Regions from separate parts of the Homo sapiens genome. Here region 2 is linked to region 1. Evidence: chromatin loops called from intact Hi-C (ENCODE). Cell type or tissue: sigmoid colon. All regions are shown on one strand. Links, peaks and the distances in the headings refer to the core of each region. The heading gives the core; the rest is flanking DNA.

What was found. A loop is a pair of places that touch in the nucleus more often than their neighbours do. Peaks named below come from ENCODE experiments on the same cell type or tissue, not always from the same donor. Only the 100,000 strongest peaks of a DNase experiment are listed, where the experiment ranks them.
Region 2: it touches region 1 in a loop (11-fold over the local background); 1 of 110 quality-filtered maps calls a loop at or near these places.

Annotation. Positions count from the first base shown.
Region 1 is chr15:86,312,512-86,323,226 of GRCh38, reverse strand. The region is part of intron 17 of AGBL1 (AGBL carboxypeptidase 1); the gene reads right to left. AGBL1-AS1 (AGBL1 antisense RNA 1) reads left to right here and starts at 6,259. Exons shown (of 4, transcript NR_046012.1): 1 at 6,259-6,497. In sigmoid colon, for the core only: no CTCF peak of the experiment used is centred there; a DNase peak (open chromatin) is centred at 5,686.
Region 2 is chr15:86,241,081-86,251,795 of GRCh38, reverse strand. AGBL1 (AGBL carboxypeptidase 1) reads right to left here. Exons shown (of 23, transcript NM_001386094.1): 7 at 3,917-4,125. Among named protein-coding and RNA genes, the nearest start is that of AGBL1-AS1, 71 kb to the left of the region's middle. In sigmoid colon, for the core only: no CTCF peak of the experiment used is centred there; no DNase peak of the experiment used is centred there.

The DNA of each region.
Region 1 (10,715 bases), core at 3,101-8,100:
GGTGCCCTCATTCAACCTTCCCACAGAACCAACTGAAATGTTCAATAAAATACAAAAAAAAAAAATCACTATGCTGGCCTAAGAAAGAAAATGTGCTATGCTCCAAAGTAAAGTAAAACCAAAAATTTGGGGAATAAGTGACTATTGAAGTCATCTTTGAACCTGAGAGTTTCCTGCCAACCCCTAGAGATTTTGAGTTTTGGTTTGACAACTCCACAGATCCCAGGAAATAGGAGAAACAGCCCAAAGCTTGTCCACAGTGGAAAATTTAATAGACCACTGCAAAAAGCTGGTACTCAAAAAAGCCACAAACGTAATACAAAAGTGAACCAGAAACAAAACACTTTTGCAAAGGGAGTGGCAAGAAAAATTACTGCACTTGGCTCCAGTGCTACTCTGGGAAAGTATCCATGTATATCCCCAAGCTGGTTTTCAGTACAAATGCACACTACTAATGTAGTTTGATAGTCATGAAGTAAATAATTTAACTTCATCTGGACTTGTGTTGAGCATGCTGCTGGGTGACTAGCAGAAGAAATTCTCTCAGGAATATAACTTAACCCATTATAAAGTGTTCCCCCAGATGCAGTTCCAAATAAATAGTCACCTTACAATCAATATTCATAAAGCATACTAGTAATGCGATATTACAAATAAAAACTAGCTGAAAAAACCGACATTAAAAATAAACCTCCAAAGACATAATCTAATTGGAAATAGATTTACCAGGTCCCCTCAAATTTCATGTATTGGTCCCCTCAAAATTTAAAGCATAAATATTAATATCAAAGTGCCCTTTAAGGCATTTAAGGTAAAGAAAATCACTACATAATGATCAATGTTACAATTAATTAGAAAAATACAGTATAATAATTCTAAATTTATACGCACCTAACATCATAGTCTCAAAATAGGTAAAGAAAAACTGTTAACAAGAAAAAAATATCAAATCTCTTGTTGTAGTGGAAGATTTAACACAATTCTCTCAAACAGACAGATTAAGCAGTCAAAAAAAGAAGTTAATAAAGATATATAAGATTCAAATAGCACAGACAAACATGTTTCACCTAAATCGGCTATACAGAACAATGCACCCAATAGCTGGAAAGTACACATTCCTTTCATGCACACGAGATAGTTACAAAAATTAGCTATACACTAAGCCATAAAGATAGCCTTAACAATTATCAAAGGATGGGTAACAGGCAGATAACATTCTCTGCTTACAATAAAATTAATTTACAATCAACATTAAATAGATAACCAGAACATACTTGAAAAACTTCACATATTTGAAAATTTTAAAGAAAGTATTGAATAATTCATGGGTTAAAAAAAGTAACAATAAAAAAAATTAGTACTGACAGAAAATGAAAATATCACATAGAAAAGCCAGTGGTATAGAGATAAAGTGGCATTTAAAGGAAAATAAATTCTATTTTTTTTTTTTGAGACAGAGTCTCACTTCATTGCCCAGGCTGGAGTGCAGTGGTGCACTTTTAGCTAACTGCAGGCTTCACCTCCTAAGTTCAAGCAATTCTCCTGACTCAGCCTCCCAAGTATCTGGGATTACAGGCATCCGCCACCATGCTCAACTAATTTTTTTTTTTTTGTATTTTTAATATAGACGGGTTTTTGCCATGTCGGTCAGCCTGGTCTCGAACCCCTGACCTCTGGTGATCCACCTGCCTCAGCCTCCCAAAGTGCTGGGATTACAGGCATAAGCCACTGCACCCGGCCTCTCTGAAATTTTTATATCAGAAAAGAATAAGGTATGAATAAACAACATTAAGAAAGAAAATAAGGACATAATTACACAAGCGGAAGAACTTGAACAGCTTACAGTCAAGGTTAAAAGTCAGATTAAATAGAAACATTACAGAAAAAATAAGGACAACTTGTCAAACTTGTTTCAAAAATAAATAAGAAAACCAGAAAATATTATTTAATCAATCATGAATTTTAATTAACAGGTTAAAAAGTTCTCACAAGAAAGCACCAGAACTATAGAGGCAAATTCTCCCAAACATACAAGGAAGAGCTCATTCTAATGTTATTAATGTTACACACACTCTTCAGAGAATTTAAAAATAAAAGAGTATTATGTCACTTAATTTTAAGGGATAAGCACAACCTTGATACCAAAAGGAGACAAAGACACAAAAGAAAGAAAATTACAAGCCTCTCACCACCTTGAATATATATGCAAATCCTAAACAAAGTAAAAGCAAATTTAATCAAGCAATGTATAAAAAAGATAATATATGATGACAAATGGATTTATTCCAGAACTGCATGCACAGTTTAACACTATAAAATCAATTCATGTGATTATCTCAATAGCAGATTAAAGGAGAAAAACTATCTGATAATTATAATAGATGTGGGAAGAAGCATGTAATAAAATTCAACATCCATTCATGTTAAAAATCTTATAGCAAGTGGGGAATAGAAAGACACATCCTTAACCTCATAAATGAATACACACACACACACACACACACGCACACACACACCTTCAGTAAATGTCATACTTAATAGTAAGACGTTAAGAGCATTTCTTTGAAGATCAGAAACAATACAAAAATACTCACTATCACCGCATATAATAAGCATTGTTCTGAATCATAAAAAAGAGAAAATAAAGAATATAACAGAAGCAAAGGGGAAAAAAAAACTTGTCAGTTTCAAATGATATATCGGCATAAAAAATTCTAAAGTTTTGCAAAAATTATTTAAATTTTAAAAGTATATCATTTTAAAATACAAAACAAATATAGAAAAATCCATCACATTTTTCTATACCAGTAGGAATCATTTTTAAAAGAAATTATTAAAGAATATATTATTTGTAATAGCCACAAGTATATAAATTATCCAATAAAAATATGATGTGAAAGCAAGCTCTTTATACAAAAAAAAAATAAAATTTTATGAAACCAATTGTAGAATCTTACTTAATGGTGAAATAACATGTTCTCAAAACCTTGGAGAGGAGCATTAGATATCATAGGAATGTCCTTTTTTCCCGATAGGAATATCATTTCAATAAAATCTCAATGAAAAATCTCAATAGACATTTTATATTTTTGTTTTAAAAGTAGACAAGCTGATACCAAAATTTATTTAGAAGTGAAAGAGGCCAAGAATAGTTAAAATACTACCAAAGAGGCCGGGTGCAGTGGCTCATGCCTGCAATCCCAGCACTTTGGGAGGCCAAGGCAGGCGGATCACCTGAGGTCAGGAGTTTGAGACCAGCCTGACCAATGTGGTGAAACCCTGTCTCTACTAAAAACACAAAAATTAGCCAGATGTGGTGGCGGGTGCCTGTAATCCCAGCTACTCGGGAGGCTGAGGCAGGAGAATCACTTGAACCCAGGAGGCGAAGGTGGCAGTGAACCAAGATCGTGCCATTGCATTCAGCCTGGGTGACAAAGAGTCCATCTCAAAAAAAAAAAAAAAAAAAAAAAAAAAAAAAAAAAACTACCAAAGAGGCAAAACAAAGTACAAGACTACAAGACTTCCCCACGAGGTATCAGAATTTATTTAAAGTGACATAAAGCTAGTAACATATGAGTGCAGAGATGGGCAAATAAAACACAAATCAGAACTAAAATAACAGAAACAGACCCACGTCTATAAAAACATGATTTACGTCAGAATTGGTATTACACCTCAGTGGCCAGAAGGATTCCATATATAATGTGAGAGAAAGACAAACCAATAGCAAAATGTGGGGGGAGGGAGGAGAGGATGAACAGAAACATCACAAAAGAGGAAATCCAAAGGGCTAAAGAAATATTTGAGAAAATGTTCAACCTTATTTATTATCAAAAAAATGCCAATTAAAACTACAATGAGATACCATCACATACTCATTGGACTGGCAAAAATCAGAAAGTTAGCCAGGATGTAGAGCAACTCTCATTCACAACTGGCAGGAAGTTAACTCTGTGTAATGACTTCAGAAACCAGTGCAGTATTCCCTAGTAAAGTTAAACATCTGCCTGCTCCTAGATACTATGATTCCCTTCTAAGTATATACTCGGTTAGGAGAGACTTTGAACCACATCATAGCAGCATCCCTTGTAACAGCAAATATTCAGGAACAACTCGGATGTTATCAAAAGTAGATTGGATAAGTAAATGTCAGTCTGTTCATATAATGGAATATTATATAGCAATGAAGAAAAACTATAGTGGTAAAGTTAAATTGTTTCTTTGTTGTTTGTTTTAATGTCCTTGCTGGTAGCAAGACTGTACGGGGAAAACTGATCATTTAATCAACATATATAAAATTCACCCAGACTCACAAGAAAAATAAACTATGGCCAACTCAGCTACAATGTACATCACAGACCATATAATAATAACACTTCATTCAGATCCATATATCCTAACAGAAAACCACAAACAGACCTTTACATGGATTCATGCATTCTAAAGATAAACCCATTGACAATTCCAGCAACTCTCTGGCTTACAAATCCTGACCAATCCCTGCCAAAAAAAAAAAAAAAAAAAAAAAAATCTATGATCAACTCTACCCTTCAAATCTTATAAATACCCTCCCATAACTCCCCTTTGAAAGGCTCAGTGATTCTCTATTCTCTATTGCTGCAGCCAGTTAATAACTCTAACATTGTTTGACTACACATCTGGCTCTAGTGGTCTTTGGACCCAGGCTTTATTAATAGCTACACACGTCTGTGTGGATGAATGGGAAAAAAAAAAACATTGAGTAAAAGATATATGTCAAAGGATAGTACTACATTATGGCTCAAATAATTTAAAACATCAGAGGCAAAATTAAGTTTTTTTTATGAAATATTTATATGATTAAATCAAAAAACAGACAGAAAAGAAAATAACAAAATATTCTGAAGAGAAGAGAAGGATAATGAGACCTGGGAGAGACACACTAGTGGCAATGTTCTACTTTATGTTAACATGGATAGTGGGCAAATAGGTATTTATTTTATGTTTATGTTCTACATAAATTGTTTTGTATATGTAATATGACTCATGATTTTAAAAAATTACATCCCCACAAGAGAAAGCTGGGGCTGACTTTGGGTAAATGGTTTGCCCAAGCTGTCCAGCTAATTAGGACATAAAACTTTTGATGACAGACATTCATGCACTGCTGTATTCCCAATGCCCAGAATATTTCATGAAGCAGATTCACAATCAAGTTTGTTGAATAAATGAAGAAGCTTGGACTCAGTACCCACCTATTCTTTTTACTCATGACACTATAATACTTGGTCCAGAAGTCTCAGGAGTGCATCTGGTGTCCATACAACTATCAAGGACCTTTCCATTTAAATATGAAACTTATATTCTATAGTCTTCCACTTCAAGAATTTCATGGGCCACATCTGGCCCATTCCTATTTTATAAATAAATCTTTATTGGAACACAACTATACCCATTTGTTTATTTATTGTCTATGTCTGCTTTTGTGTGACAAAGTCAGAGCTCAGTAGTTGAAAAAGAGATCTTCTGGCACAAAAAGTCTAAAATATTTACTATCTGGCCCTTTACAGAAAAAGTTTGTCAATCCCTGCTCTATTTCATCATTAATATCGACTCAATCCTCCTCCCAAAGCTAGTCTGTGACTTGCTTCACAGCCCTGGCAAATTCTTTCGCCTCTCAAAGTTTTATTTCCTCATTGTGCATGGTGTTCATCACCCCAAGGGAGTGGTGCCGATTCATCATTCATACTGCCTGAAAGGAAACAAACATTGCTCGCAAGTGTTGCTAATTTTCACTCCTAATTTCTCCAGTGCTGTTTGGAAAGGATTCTTCCTTTCTCTCATTGCTTCTTTATTTATCTCTCCCTTGCTCTTTATTACCAAGGAAATCTCTGTGCGGATAGGATATTGTTTTCCTTTTCTTTCTTTACAAAAGCCCATCTGCTCTCTTGCCACCTAATTCCCACCTCAAGTCATCCCCCTCTGTTTGTGACATCATGATTGGTTGCTATGGAAACAGATGAGCTAGAAACTAGGTTGATTCAAAGTGTTTTGTGGACACTTCCTTTAAGAACAGTATTGATAGACTGCCTTTATGCAAATCCCTTTGGAAGAAAGGATGGAGAGGAAGAAGCCGGAAACAGATGAGAGGCAGGAAATACCAAATTGCATGTTTATAAATGCTGTGAAGGAATATGGCAAGAGGGGATAATGCTAGACTGGCGGCCATGGAAACTGAAGTCTTCTGTTTGTTCACAGGACGGCTCATAGCCCTGAAAGTCCCAGTTCAAGCTTCCACAATCATCCTACACAAGAGCACTGCTTCTCACAGGACTGCCTCAGCCTGGCAGGATTCAGTCTCCTGCTCTGAGGGAAAAACAGGAAGTCAAGGATCAAGACCGAGTGCTCAACTGAGATCAGAAAGGAGGACACACAGTGACTTGGCCAAATCACTGGAGATTCACACAGCAGAGCTCAGACGAGTGCTATCAGCACAGCTGAGGAAGACAACAGTTAGGGTAAGATGGAAAATGTGGTCTTGTCATCTTCAGACCCTCTGACCCATTTTTCCCTTACCATGAATTTGCTCCTCCACCTCACAGATAAAATCTAGTCAGACAGGAAGAGCATTATTTCGGTGGCCTGCAGAAAGTCAAGGGACCCACTGATTGCTGAATCCTCTGAAGTGGGGTCACCTCCACAATGACTGACCTCTGGGTTTCTCAGAGGAGGAGACAGATGTTCAAATTACCGAGGGGTAGAGCAGGCATGAGAGCCAGGGCCGTCAGGCTTCCAAACCCACTCCGTTCACTCCTGCGTTTGATGGCTTGTTCCTGTCCACCCACGGCATGAGTGGGTGTGGTTCTTTAGTATAAGCCGTGTAGGAGAGAAAGAGGAGGAATACAAGAAAAAATGAATCAAGCACAGCTCAAAGTTCTAAGGAATCATTTGGGGCCTCTGGAAGAGCCTTTCACTCCAAGATGAGTTGGGATTTATTTCAACTCGGAAACAGAGTTTCAGTCATTAAGATAGGACACTTCTCCCCTGTAACTTCCTCTAAACCTTTTACACTACTGTCATGGGACCCTGTTAGGCATCCTTCATGGGTCTATCTTTAGTAGACAAGCTAGGAATAAAGAAATAGGTGAGGGATAGAAGGAAATTCATTTGCCAAAGCAAAAATTAGATACATTTGGATTCATTTGAATAAAATGAATGAGATAGTGCTTTAGTCTTTGCTGAAAGCTGTCTCTAACTTGTTGTACTAAATATAGATAAGGTTTTTTCCTGAGAGCTTTAGGCTGAAGCAGGATGTTTTGTAATGCTTGCTATTTCCTCCCCTCTGGTATTTTCTGAAACTACAGATGGGAAAGGCTATATCCTTCCCTTTGACCAGTGCCACTTTGGAGTTAAATGCTAGCTATAGTATTCCCGTGTGAAATAAAAGGAAGGTAGAGGACTAATATTTTATTGAGCATCTACTGTGTGCCTAGCACTGTGTTTTACATATACTTTTTTTTTTTTTTTTTTGAGAAAAAGTCTCACTCTGTCACCCAGGCTGGAGTGCGGTGGTGTGATCTCAGCTCACTGCAACCTCTGCCTCTCGGGTTCAAGTAATTCTTCTGCCTCAGCCTCCCAAGTAGCTGGGACTACAGGCGCGCACCACCTCACTCGGCTAGTTTTTTTTTGTATTATTAGTAGAGACGGGGTTTCACCATGTTGGTCAGGCTGGTCTCCAACTCCTAACCTCGTGATCCGCCTGCCTTGGCCTCCAAAGTGCTGGGATTACCAGTGTGAGCCACTGCGCCCGGCCCCACGAATTTTTTAAGCTTTACCATAGTCATATGTGAAAATACTACAGGTATTTCATTTTACAGATGATGAAACTGAGGCTTAACTAGGTTGCCCAACAGTCAATACCTTTAGAAGTCTACCTAGCTACTCTGAGAGAAAGCCCAAATGTGAGTGCAGATAAGAGTGACTCCAATACCTACACCTGAGCTATAACTCTTGACATTACATTTCAGTAGCTTGCCTATCCATTTGAGTTTCACCATTAGAAAGGCTTTCGGGTTACCCTGGGTATTAAAATGGCATTGTATAAAATGGGCAATTACATTTCAGCTTGCAATGAACAAGGAGGATGGAGTGAAAGATTATGGGTATGAGTATTTAACAAGCACCCTCTCTTTACGCTGTGTTAGGAAAACATACCTTACCTCATTAATCCTCACCACAACCTTAGGAAGGTGGGAATATTATCCCTATTTACAGATAAGGAACCCGAAGCTTAGACAGTTTAAGCCACTTTCCAAAATTCAGAAAATCGAGATTTCCAATCCAAGTCTGATGACAAGCCCATGTTTTACAACTCTATCAAAATGCCTTATTTCCTGGAAAACATGCCCTTGAAAACATGGCTTTTTATGGAATTCACAACGAGAAAAGATGGAGCTTGAAGATTAAATCTCACTTCCTACACGGCTGGTTTCTGAGTGAGGTGCTCAGGATTAAAGGGACTTCCTACTGGGGAAGCAATGTCTCAGGAAAGCCAGTCACTGTTACAAGCGGGAGCTCCAATTCATTCCTGAGTGAAGGGTTCCTCTTGGGCTAAGAACCAGAGGTGGTGATAATGATGCCTCCCAGGGTGTCTTCAATAAAATTAAGCCCAGGTCCTACAGAAATGTCTGTGCAAAGAGACCCACCATAGAGGAAGGGGCCATAGAATTTCTCCAGTTGGTTCCTGCTCCTTAAATTTCATCCTTCTTTTGGATATCAAGCAAGAATTCACTGTGCTGCCAAAACCAGGCTGGCCATGGGGACACCATGCCCTTTTTTAATGTGAATTCATTCCCAGCTCCTGTCTTGACTCCCCCAGCATAGACCAGGCTGGCACTCTAAAGGAAGATCTTACTAGCCAGAAAAAATAACTAAACAGAACTAGGCAAATGAAGTAGCATGCAACAGGCTATCCTGGTTTAGGTGTGGTAACTCCTCTTGTTTGGCCAAAGGCCTCTCTCAGAGTGGGAGGCCATTTCCATGAATAGCTCCTACCCATCCCACCTATACCCAGGAGAGGTCAGTTCCTTCTCCTAAAATACCCTTGGGCATATCCAAACCTCAAAGATAGACTATAAGCACCAGGAGGGAGAGCAGGAATGATACCTATTTAATATATATTCAGATAGCCTCAATAAGCAGAATCCTGTGGCAGTAAGGATCTAGGCGTTTATGATTCTGATATCACCCATCTCATTTAGTAGGGCTCATCATCTAACTTGTGTGTGGGTGCCTTCCAACCCTGTCTCTAATTATTTGAGCCTCAGCTCTAAAAATGCTAAATGCCTGCTCCCACTTAATGAACAATACAGGGTTGAAAAAGCCTAGCTCTTCTGACCAGCTCTGAACTAAAGATAATCTTGGTTCATTAAAAACCCCATCAGCTTTATCTCTAAAGTTATTCCAAGAAAGTGCTTGAGCATTTCATAATTAACATGTGGCAGCAGGTGCTATGAACAAAGCAGGACAATTATAATAACTTGAAGTCAATAATTCATAAATGATAATGTATTATTAATCAATTATTGGGGTCTGAACAACAGTTAATGAGATTAAGCTGATTGCCAGGCTGAACTGTTGGATACATATTGATTTAATCAGAGTGCTTAATTAAACTATGTAAGTTGCCCAGCAAATCATTACATCACAGCTTCCTTCAAAGGAAGACAGTTTCTATTTCGCTTTCCTTTTCCTTGTGAATTAGAAATTGTTATTGATTGAAAAGAAATTAAGATAAGGATTCTTGCTTTTCATAACAACTTAAGAAACTGCCATACCCTCTGGCTACATTTCTTTTTAATCATAAGGAATAAATGTTGTTTGCGTAAGTGTGCTTAGACTGCAATTTGGTATGTGGGAATTCTTTGTTTTTTTTCTAAAGAGTTCAGAATCTGAATAAACAAGACTACATTATATACCTAAACAAAGAAGATAGTCACTTACAACCCTCCATTTTAAAGACCAAGAAAATCGACCTCAAAGAAATAAGTCCTGCAAAATATTGAGATAATCCATGATTCAAATTCAGGTGTCCCCCACTTCTTACCATGACTAAAGTGTTCCCAAAACCTCAAATTAAGCTTCCATCTGCTGAAAACCAGAGAAGCATACCCATTTGACTCTATGGGTTTCCAACAGCACCTTCCAGAAGCTGAAAGCTGCTTCCCCAGCAGCTTAAAGTTTTTAGAATCACTCATTATTTACAACGACGCATAAATCCTTTTCTTTTGACATGCAGGTCCTTTCACTTGTCATGTTGCTAATGATGGGAGTTATTTTTGTTGAACATTGAACAAAATGTTTTTTGCTCAGTGTTTCAGCCCAATGATCCTGCCTGAGGGGAGACAGTGACAGCTCTGTTGAAGCATCCTGGGGTACAGAGAGCCCTGCTGGTCTTTCTAATTAGGGCTTTACCCTGTCAGTTTCATGAATAGCCACTTCCTAACGGGATGTGCATCACTACATGTTGAGAATGCCCTTGCCCTGTAAAATTCTGGGATGTCAAAATCCACAGCTGCCACCTGGACTCGTTGCTCAATGAGCCACAGAAAATCAGCTGCAGGGAAGATACACATAGGACACTGGGGTAACACCAATTCCCTCTGAGCTGCAGCATGCAAGCTCTTAATGCGATCATCTGTTACCAGGAAAGGCAACAATGCGCACAGTTGCTTAAG
Region 2 (10,715 bases), core at 2,207-7,206, 71 kb after region 1:
TCTTCCTCTTTCCTCATGCAAAGCTCCAATAAGATTCCATTATACTACATTACACAGCACCCTTGCTGCACTATGATCTCAGCCTTTGAACTTTTAGGGGATGTTTACAGAATCTGTGCAGAAACGTGAGACTCAGGAAACAGAGAGGTAGGGTCACCAAGAGAGAAACAATGCAAGCAGTGGCCTCAGCAGAAAGGCAAAGAAGAATATTATGATGGCAAAGGTGTGGGAAGGACTTAAAAAAAGTTCCTTTACAGTCAGTCTCATTCTCAGTAGGTTTGTCAGCACATCACAAACATCAATAAAATTAATTTAGGACATTGGTTTTCCAAGTGTGATCCTAAATCAGTAGTATCAGCGTCATTTAGGAAGTTGTCAGGAAAGCACATTCTCAGGCCCCACCAGAGCCCTACTGAGTCAGAAACTCTGAGATTGATGTCCAACAGGCTCTGCTTCAGTGACCCCTCCAGGTGACTCTGATGCATGCTCAACTGGGGGAGCTGCTGGTACAGTGGGCAAAAGCATGGGCTCTCAGGTGAGACTACCAGATTCCAATCCTAGCTCCAACACTTATGAGCTTTGCGAACTTGGGAAAATTACTTAACAGTTACGTGCCTCAGTTTCTTCATCTATAAAAAGGGAGATAATAATAGATCCTACCTCAAAAGCTTTTGAAATTATCAATATTGGAGAGTCTGCATAAATTGCTAAGACAGCCAAGGGATGTATTAATAGTAAGAGTTCAAAGTAACTGTCTTCTCCTTCTCCTACTTCTTCTCTTCCTCTTCCTCCTCCTCCCTCTGCTGCTGCTGCTTCATTAACATTGTCATCACTATCACTGGCAGTAGCAATAGCAGCAGCAGCAGCAACAGCAGCATAATTTGCAAATGGCAACTGAAATAACATCACCAAATCCAAGGCCCCTAAGTTGGCCATCCAGTGACTCCCATGCCTTCTCTAGCAGAAGGGAGAGGAGGGGTGATGGGCAGCTGTAACTCCAGCACACCTGCAAGGGCATCTGTGCTCACAGCACTCACCTGAGGTCTGGGAGGCTACTCAACACTGGTTATGACTGCCGGGGGGAAGAGTAACAAGCCATTTGGTTTCTAAGCCAGGACAGCCTATCTTTCACCTGCAATGATCATTTTCCAAAAACCAGGAGAATGTCAAACATCTGACTTTGCACATAAACTTGATAACATTTTCTCTGGAAGAGCACACCTTTTTTTTTTTTTTTTTTTTTTTTTTTTTTTTTTTTTTTTTTTTTTTTGAGACAGAGTCTTACTCTGTTGCCCAGACTGGAGTGCAATGGTGTGATCTCAACTCATCGCAACCTCCACTTCCTGGGTTCAAGCAATTCTTCTGTCTCAGCCTCCTGAGTAGCTGGGATTACGGACACATGCTACCACGCCCGGCTAATTTTTTGTATTTTTAGTAGAGATGGGGTTTTGCCATGTTGGCCAGGCTAGTCTTGAACTCCTGACCTCAGGTGATCCGCCTGCCTCAGCCACCCAAAGTGCTGGGATTACAGGCATGAGCCACCACTCCCGGCCAAGAGCACACTATTTAAAAGACTAAAAGCAAGGGCGAGTGGTGGTGGTGAGGAATTCAACCTCTTGAGGTTGACACCCATACATTCTATACACTCTTCCAGGTGACAGATGTGTCATGGCCTATTTACTCAGCACTATCCCATAGGCCCCTCCTGAACTGCTTTTCCATATCATACTTGCAGAGATTATAACATGAGCTAGAGAAACCTCACTATAAAGTGCACACTCTGTGTGCACTCACATTCTGCTTCCATTCCAACAGTAGTTCAAGGCTGGAAGCTTCTTGCTAATGTGCTTAATTGAGCAACTGAAGTCTTCACTGACCTGATAAGGAACTGTTTTGAAGAACCTGTGCACAGATTCATAGCACCTCATGCTGGGCTTCATTTGGTGTTTTCTCCACCACCTTTCTATCGTAGACATTTCCCTCTGTGACTACTGTCTTCTTCCTTTATTGGTCTTGTTTTTCTTGTTTGTTTTGTTTATTGTTTGGTTGGTTTTTTAGCACAGAACAGAGAAATAGCCAATAACATGGAGGGCAGAGGAACACGGTAAAGCACTGGACCAGAGTGGGGGGCTGTTAAACATCGGCAATGCAGGAGGGCATTGCACAAGGACTGGGAGGGATTAGAGACTTGGGCAACCACAAGCTTAGAAAGCATGAGGAAGCTTGGAAAAATTCAAAGCCCTGCTTCATGTCGAGAAATAGAAGGTAAAATATAGCTATTTCATGACTGAGAAGCTTTGAAAGCTGTAATGATGGAAAGAAACCCAGAGGTGATAGCAGATAGGGAGTTAGATATTGGTTTGCAGCACTGTATTTTGTTATTGTTTAGCAGGGGAAAAGACCATTTTTTAATGAGAAATGTCTCCAGATACCACGGTTGGAAAAACAACACTCTCATTGGTGGCTTCATTACCTCAGATGTACTCAGATAGAGAAAAACTGGAGGGTGTCCAGAGAAGAGCAAGAAGGCTGATAAAGGGAGTCCAGAGGTGGCCTAATCCAGAGATAATAGGAACATAATGTGTGTGCAACATGGCTGCCTTGGCCCCAGGAGAAGGTGGGTGAGCAGATGATGGATACTGGAACACTTATATCACCAATAAGGAGGGCATATGTAGCCTCAAACTATAGGATTTCAATTAGCCCTAATCAGGTGAAATTAAGGAATTTATTTAGGTTGAAATCCAGGAATCCCTAGAATGCATATTCCAGTGGGGTGCTGATAAGTAGAAACCCTTGAAGACACCATCCCCTTTCCCTGGGATGCTCTTCCTCTGCAACTTGGCCTGACCAGCATGACCAGCTCCTCCAACAACTCAGGTCTCAGCTCAGGTGTCATCTGCTCAGAGATGACTTGACCTCTCTCTCTAAAAGAACACCTGCTCCCTCTACCTATGGCAGCCCCTGTAGACCTATGCCCTTACTTCATTGATTTCACAGTGCGATATGAAATTATCTTCCTCATTGGATTCTTTGCTTACTTAGTGTCTCACTCTTCTGCTAGGAGGTTTTCCCTATAGGATCAAGGGCCTCGTTTGTCATATCCACCACTAGATTCCACTGCTAATTATTCCAATAACGGCTCATCCTCACAACGCAGTTCAGTCATGGCAAGCACTCTTCTAAGCACGGGCCATTTCTACAATAACTTATTTAGTCCACACAACAACCTAGGTTTTGTTATTTCTGCTTTTTTTTGAAGAACCTCAAGGCCCAGAGAAGTTGAGTGACTTCTTCAAAGTTACACAGCTGTAGGCCCTAGAGCTAGGATTTGAATCCAGTACTCTAGTTCTAGAGTCAACACTTAACACTATGCCATACACTGCACCTCTGGTAGTGTGTATTCAACAAATATATGTTAAGTATATATGAATGAACCAATGGAATGAAGATTTTATTGTTGCCGTTGCTGTTGTTTTGAGACAGGGTCTCACTCTGTCACCTAGGCTGGAGTTCAGTGGTGCGATCTCGGCTCACTGCAACATCTGCCTCCTGAGTTCAAGCAATTCTCCTGTCTCAGCCTCCTGAGTAACTGGGACTATAGGTGTGCAACACCACACCCAGCTAATTTTTGTATTTTTAATAAACACGGGGTTTCACCATGTTGGTCAGGTTGATCTCAAACTCCTGACTTCAGGTGATCACCTGCCTCGGCCTCCCAAAGTGCTGAGATTACAGGAGTGAACCACCGGGCCTGGCCTGGAATGAAGCCTTAAATCCAGAACATCCGCCCTTAGCAGGCAACAAGAAATAGACTGAGGCGTTCCCAGCTCTATCTGGGATGATTCCTAAATGACAGCCTTCAGGAATCACCCAGCTGGCCTCCAGCTGCAGAGTGAATCCCCATGCTGCCTGCCTGTGTGGTGCTGAAGAGGATCTCCATGCCCTGTGCTGCCAGGAAGGCCTCCCTGCCGGACCGGAGGGCAGCAATGTGCCTGAGGCAGAGCAGCAAGCCCCGTCGGATCTGCACGTAGGCGTTGGCTGTGTCATGGCTGTGCCAGTCCTGGTGCAGCCCGAGCAGGCTGGTGACGTAGCCTCGGTTCACTGCTCTGCGGCCGTTCGACTCTGAAAACAAAGGGAAAGGCAGGGTCAGTCACAGGCTCTCCACAGCCACACCTCTTTGAGAATGTTCCAGTGTATTTCCCACAAGATACTTATTAATCATCAAGGGAATAATAACATTTTAGTATGAAAACTGGCAGATGTCACCTTAAACCAAGTGATCAAAGTTAACATCCCCAGTAATGGGACAGTCATCACGTGCCACCCGATATGATACACTGAGAAAGATCGGCATCACTTCTATAGTGTTCCTGCCAAGAATGCATAACCCAAGTTGGATCATGAAGAAAATCAGCAAAGCCAAAATGAAGGACATGCTACAAAATACCTGACCTACACTCCACTCCTTGAAAATGTCAAGGTCATGAAAGGCAAAACAAAGCAGAACAAAACATGAGGCTAAAGGGAAATAAAAAGACATGACAAGTCAGCATAATAAGTAATTATAGTTTAAATCTTGGGCCAGCAAACAATTTTTTCTTTTGCTATAAAAGGCATTATTGGGCATCTGGTCAAATTTGAATAAGATCTGTAGATCTAATAGTTATACTAACAGTTTTGTATCAATGTTTATTTTCAGATTTTGATAAACTGGGGTTATGTAAGAGAATACTTTTGTTTTTAGGAAATTCATAATTAGAGTATATGAAAGTCTGTACCTTATTCTCAGAAAAAAAAGAAACATAATAATAATAGTGTGGGAGGAGAGACAGACACAGAGAGAGATTTCCACCAGATTTCCATTCCTCCTATCTGAACTTCAGTGGACCCGGAGGTTGTCATTTGGGTTGAGCTGACTATCAGGTTAGGTGGGGAAGGAGAAGATGCTGAATGAGATATAGTACCTGTAAGGCTGCCATGTCTAAGAGATATGTTGGCTGTCCTTTCTAAAGAGAATGGAAGCTAATTTATATATAATCAAGACTCATAAATTTGTTTCATATAGTTGTAACCTCCACATCCATTTTTTAGGCATGACTTAAGTTGCTTGAAACCCAGTCATACCCTGTTGCCTCTGACCTAGAGAAAACTTGCCCTTCCCACGTGGTTGTTTGCCACATGGCCTGCTTGTTCCTCATCCCACTAACCCAAAACCCAACATTTCCCACATCTGCTGACCACAGTAAAACCCAATGGACAACACCAGAGTCATGTGAATAGGACCTGCTCTTCATGTGCGTTTTCTTTAAACTGCCCAGTCCATAACCCCTGCAGGAAAGCCTGACAGATAACGCCATGAACCTTAAAAAAGGCCCAGTCCCACAACAAGACCTCTCTCTCCCCAGACACTGTTAGAGCTCCCTGCCACCTCCAGGCTCCCCAGCAACTCCGCTTATTCTCCTGGCTCTGTAACGACAGAAACACTTCTGTTACTTCACGGGTTTTGCTGTGCTGCCTCCTCCACACACCCCAACTAACTTTACCCCCTATCAGTGGCTTACAGCCACTCTTGAAAGAGACCCCAAGATCAAGTTAGAAAGAAATCACAGGCCGGGCGTGGTGGCTCACACCTGTAATGCCAGCACTGTGGGGGCCTGAGGCAGGAGGACGGCTTGAGGCCAGGAGTTTGGAGACAAGCCTGAGTAACATAGTAAAACCCCATCTCCACAAAAAATAAAAATAAGCCAAATGTGGTGGCTTGCACCTGTGGCTCCAGTTACTAGGGAGACTGAGGCAGGAGAATCACTTGAGCCCAGGAGTTCGAGGCTGCAGTGAGCTATAGTCCTGAGCAACAGAGTGAGACCCTAGCTCAAAAGAAAAAAAAACAAAGAAAGAAAGAAAGAAATTAAAATACACTAGGCTGAATTCAGGAAAGGAATTCCTCACAGTTAAGGATGTTCAACAAGAGGATAGACTCTACGTGGTAGTGAGCAACAGGGCTCTGAAAATGTTCAGGTAAAGTTCGGAAGCCCACCCAGCAGGGATTTAGTATGGAGCTTTCTCATATCTAATAGGGACCTTTTCAACTCCTTGACTTCTCTGTGTTAGTTCAATATTCCTGTTTGGGACCGCCCATAAAACCGTATTTTACGGACTTAAAACAGAGGAAGAAGAACAGTCCAAGATACCTCTCTCAACAGTTAATATACACTACTTTTCAGGTTAAGCTCCTTGGGCTACAGGGTTGGTGGACAAGCATGTACCGGTTCAGATCTACCCAGTAGATGCCTGGCCCTCTTGGCTCCTAGGGACTAGGTACATTGCAGGGCTCTAACCTGCTGACTCTCAGTCAGAATGCCCAAATTTTGTAGCTCCGTTCTCTCACTACCGCATCTCTCCATCATCGAAACCATTCACACTGGCGTATGAGACAGTATGTGCTTCTGGCTGAGTGTGTGTGAGGGAGAGCCCATGAGGTATAATCAGATAAGCAAAATTTCATCTCAAAGTCAGATTTCTCCCTAAGACCATGTGAGTGCATATGAGTGCAAACAATAACATGGAAATGTAATGCTTTATTCCAGAGGGGATTTTTTTCATAATATTAATAAAACTCTCTTTTTTTCTGCTTGTTTGTCAAATTCTAAATTGTCAGGCTTGACTAAGCCCCACTGATTTTTTGGCCCATTTGTGCAGTTGGTGTTTGTTTGTTTGTTTTTTTCTCTTTACAACATGACCCTAAACAGAGAGTGACGAGCTTTATTCACCTGGTGATACATTTGTGGAGGGTTTGAATTGCCTTCATTACCTCCTTTAATGAATTGTTCTTTTGTATCAAAAATATTTCACTTCCTGGCAGATCTTGGCCATACAGCATGAGAGTTATTTATTGCCTGAAGGAGTTTGCAGCCTATTCAATATCTGATGTTTAAAAGAAAATTGAGAATTAAGTGGGAGGTATTAAAGGACAGTATCACCTGCTAAAAAGATGCCAGAACAACAGTTCACAGGGGCCCCGTGGGCAGCATAAGCTTAAGGACTTTTGTCTTTTTTCTGTTTTAAGAGTATTAGATTGATAATGGGTTATCCCAGTGACCTTCATCCATGTCTTTTTTGGTGGGGGGAGAAAGATAATGAAAAAAAATCTTTAATTTTCTGGGAGAAAAATCCCTTATCAAATCCCAATGATTTTATTCATGATTTCCTGTTAATCCCCAGCAAACTCTCATGTTTACTAACATTTAAAATAGCTAAACCTCCTTCCCCCGCGACCCTACACCCGTCAATCTTTCTCTGAGAATGGCTTGGGAAGTTGTGCAAAAGTCAATACGTATCTAAAATGCGACAAGAGGAGATTCATCAAACTGAGAAAGAGCAAATGTGGAGAAGAGCAAAGAATGAAATGAGGGTCACTGGGATCAGCAACTTAGAGGAGTTCTGGAAGATCTGAGAGGAAGGCGCTGCTTTGCAGGGCCAGGGCAAACAGAGCAGAGATGAGGTGCATTTTTGAATACTGCTCTGGGTGGACTTAGAGTTGAGAGATGTGAGAGGGCTTCAAGTCCCCCTCTTTGGAAGAGACCAGCTCTGCTATAGTCTGTTTACATAAACAGCGTTTTCCTAAGATTTTCCTTGAAACAAAATTTTTATGTTGCTTAATTTTTTTTAAGTTTCTAAATAGATTAGTGTCTATTTACTTATATATATATTTATTTATTTATTTATTTATTTACTTATTTATCTATCTATCTATCTATCTACTTATCTATTTATTTTAAGACAGAGTCTCACCCTGTTGCCCAGGCTGGAGTGCAGTGGCATGATCTCGGCTCACTGTAATCTCTGCCTCCCAAGTTCAAGTGACTCTCCTGCCTCAGCCTCCCGCATAACTGGGATTCCAGGTGCACGCCACTACACCCGGCTAATTTTGCTAATTTTTTTGTATTTTTAGTAGAGACGGGGTTTCACCATGTTGGCCAGGCTGGGCTCGAACTCCTGACCTCAAGTGATCCACTCACCTTGGCCTCCCCAAGTGCTGGAATTACAGGCGTGACCCACCATGCCCGGCCTACATTAGTATCTTTTAAACTGGTTGGAGGATGGGGATGGAATGGACAGAGAGTTCTGAGGGTCTTTCGTATTAACACCTCACCCTCTCCTCTACCCCACCCTAAAAGCATTGACCCTGCTTCCTGGCACCCCCTAGCTCCATCAGGCCCTTGCTGCCAGCCTCATGCTGAAGGTATTTTTTTGGCCAGTTTTCCTTTGGCAAATCCATGAACAACAGGAGATTTATCTCTGTCCTCACCTCCCATTCACCCTTCTATATTCTACTATTTCTGCTTATCTCTCCAGGTTCTATCCTCCAAGGGCCTGACTTGTAGCTAATTCTCAGTCTGAAACGGGACCTAGTGATATCCTTATTTTAACCCCAAGTATTTCTTAACTGAGGTTCACATGTGCCTCTTTAGTGCAGATCCCATTGATGCAGATTTTTACACTTAAAAACTGGAAGGGAATATGCCAAGGTAACAAGAATACTTAATGAGTTGAGGATCAACTGATGATTCTATTTGCTTATTTAGAGTTTTCTGTAGTTTTAATCCTTACGCGTTCTACAACAAACTTTGACAATCAGGAGGAAAAAAAAATGTATCCTTTTGATGTTACAAACTGGTAACCTACAGACTATTAGCCACACAGTGTTGTCAAGGCAAGTGAGAAGGGCAAGCAGTCCACAGGTTGACATAGTAATCAACTCATTTTTTTGTCTAACCCCAGCTCCTTCAGAAGTGAATTACCTGCCTAGCTCGTGAAGGCACTGGAGATCCCAACCATCTTTATAAAGATGTTTGTGGTCTAAACAGGAAAGCCTAGAAACCTTCAAGACTCAAAAAATTGAATTTCTCCTGGGCAATGTGGGGCCACATGACAGGCTGGCGGGGAAAAGTGGTTGGTGTCCTGAATAATTTTACCTGCAAGCAGCCCACTGCTCCTCTTACTTGGCAAAACTAAAGGAAGTTGTTATCACTGCTCTTTATTTCCCATATTTGGGGACTGCCTTATCCTTTTTGGGAGCAGTGATGACCTTAAGCAGAGAAAATGTAGGAGCCTGCAGCAAAGTAACGTATTGGAAGCTTTAACAGCCACAGCTCCAGAAATGAGACATGCAGATGAGTGTAGACTTCTAAACTCATGTACCCCTCCCTGCCTTGCATGTCCTAATCTGTGGGCAGACCCTTCAACTTTCTGTCACTGCCTTTCTGAAATCCTTGCATATAGCCAGAAGCTCCACCACTTTCTAGCTGTGCGACTTTGAGCATGTTACTTTACAGCTCTATCACTCAGTCTTTATCCAAAATAAAACCAATAGTAATCATCTCTCCTTTGTGAGACTGTTGAGAGAATTAAATGAGATAATACATATAAAGTAGATGGCTCGATGCCTGGTACATAATAGGTACAATATCTGTTGCCTGTGGTAACTATCATCATCATGATCAGCATCATCTATTTTTTTTTTATTCCAATGGCTCTCTATTGCTACGGACAAATGTATTAGTCTGTTCTCATGCTGCTAATAAAGACATACCTGAGACTGGGTAATTTATAAAGGAAAGAGGTTTAATTGATTCACAGTTCCACTGTGAATTGTGAGGCTGGGGAGGCCTCACAATCATGGCAGAAGAACAAGGGACATTTTACATGGTGGCAGGCAAGAGAGAGCTTGTGCAGGGGAATTCTCCTTTATAAAACCATCAGATCTCATGAGACTTATTAACTATCATAAGAACAGCATGGGAAAGACCCACTCTCATGATTCAACTACCTCCCACTGGGTCCCTCCCATGACACGTGGGAACTGTGAGAGCTACAATTCAAGATGAGATTTCAGTAGAGACACAGCCAAATCATAACAACAAGAAGAACAGAAGCTTCAGGGGCCCCTAGTTACTCATTTTACTTTTGGCTCTAGTGTTTACTAGCTGTGTAACCTTGGTTAAGTTACTCAATGTTACAGTTTGAACATGTCCCCTCCAAAGTTCAGGTGTTGTCAATGTGATAGTATTAAGAGGTGGGGCCTTGAAGACATGATTAGGCCAGGAAGGCTCTTCTCTTGTGAATGAGATTAAGGACCTTTTAAAAGAGGCTTCACACAGTGTCCTGCTAGCTTGCCCTTTCACCTTCTGCTATGTGAGTATGCAGCAAGAAGGCCCTCACCAGATGCCACACCCTTGATCTTGGACTTCCCAGCCTCCAGAACTGTGAGAAAAAAAAATTCTTTATCAGTTACCTAGTCTCAGGGATTTTGTAATAGAAACACAAAATGGACTAAGAAGGACACTTAGCGTTCTGAACTGAATTTCCATCATCTGTAAATATTAAAGCAATATAAAAAAGATAAAAATAATTGAAACATTCTTACAAGTCCATTATAAGAACTGAAAACATAACTCAGCACCTGACATAAAGTATGTGCTCAATAAATGATCATTCCTTTCCCTACAAAGATGGCATCCAAATTTCACATACCCTTCACCAATGAGCAGAGCCAAAGGAAAAATTTCAAAATAAGTAAAATTTATAACCATTTTCTTCAATCCCCATGGCATGTAGTTGACTTCTCACCCCAAAATGGCCACCAGTCCTACATTGCTGCCTCTCTGAAACACTCCCATACATACAATGAAACACTCCTCTTTACGCATGCTGAA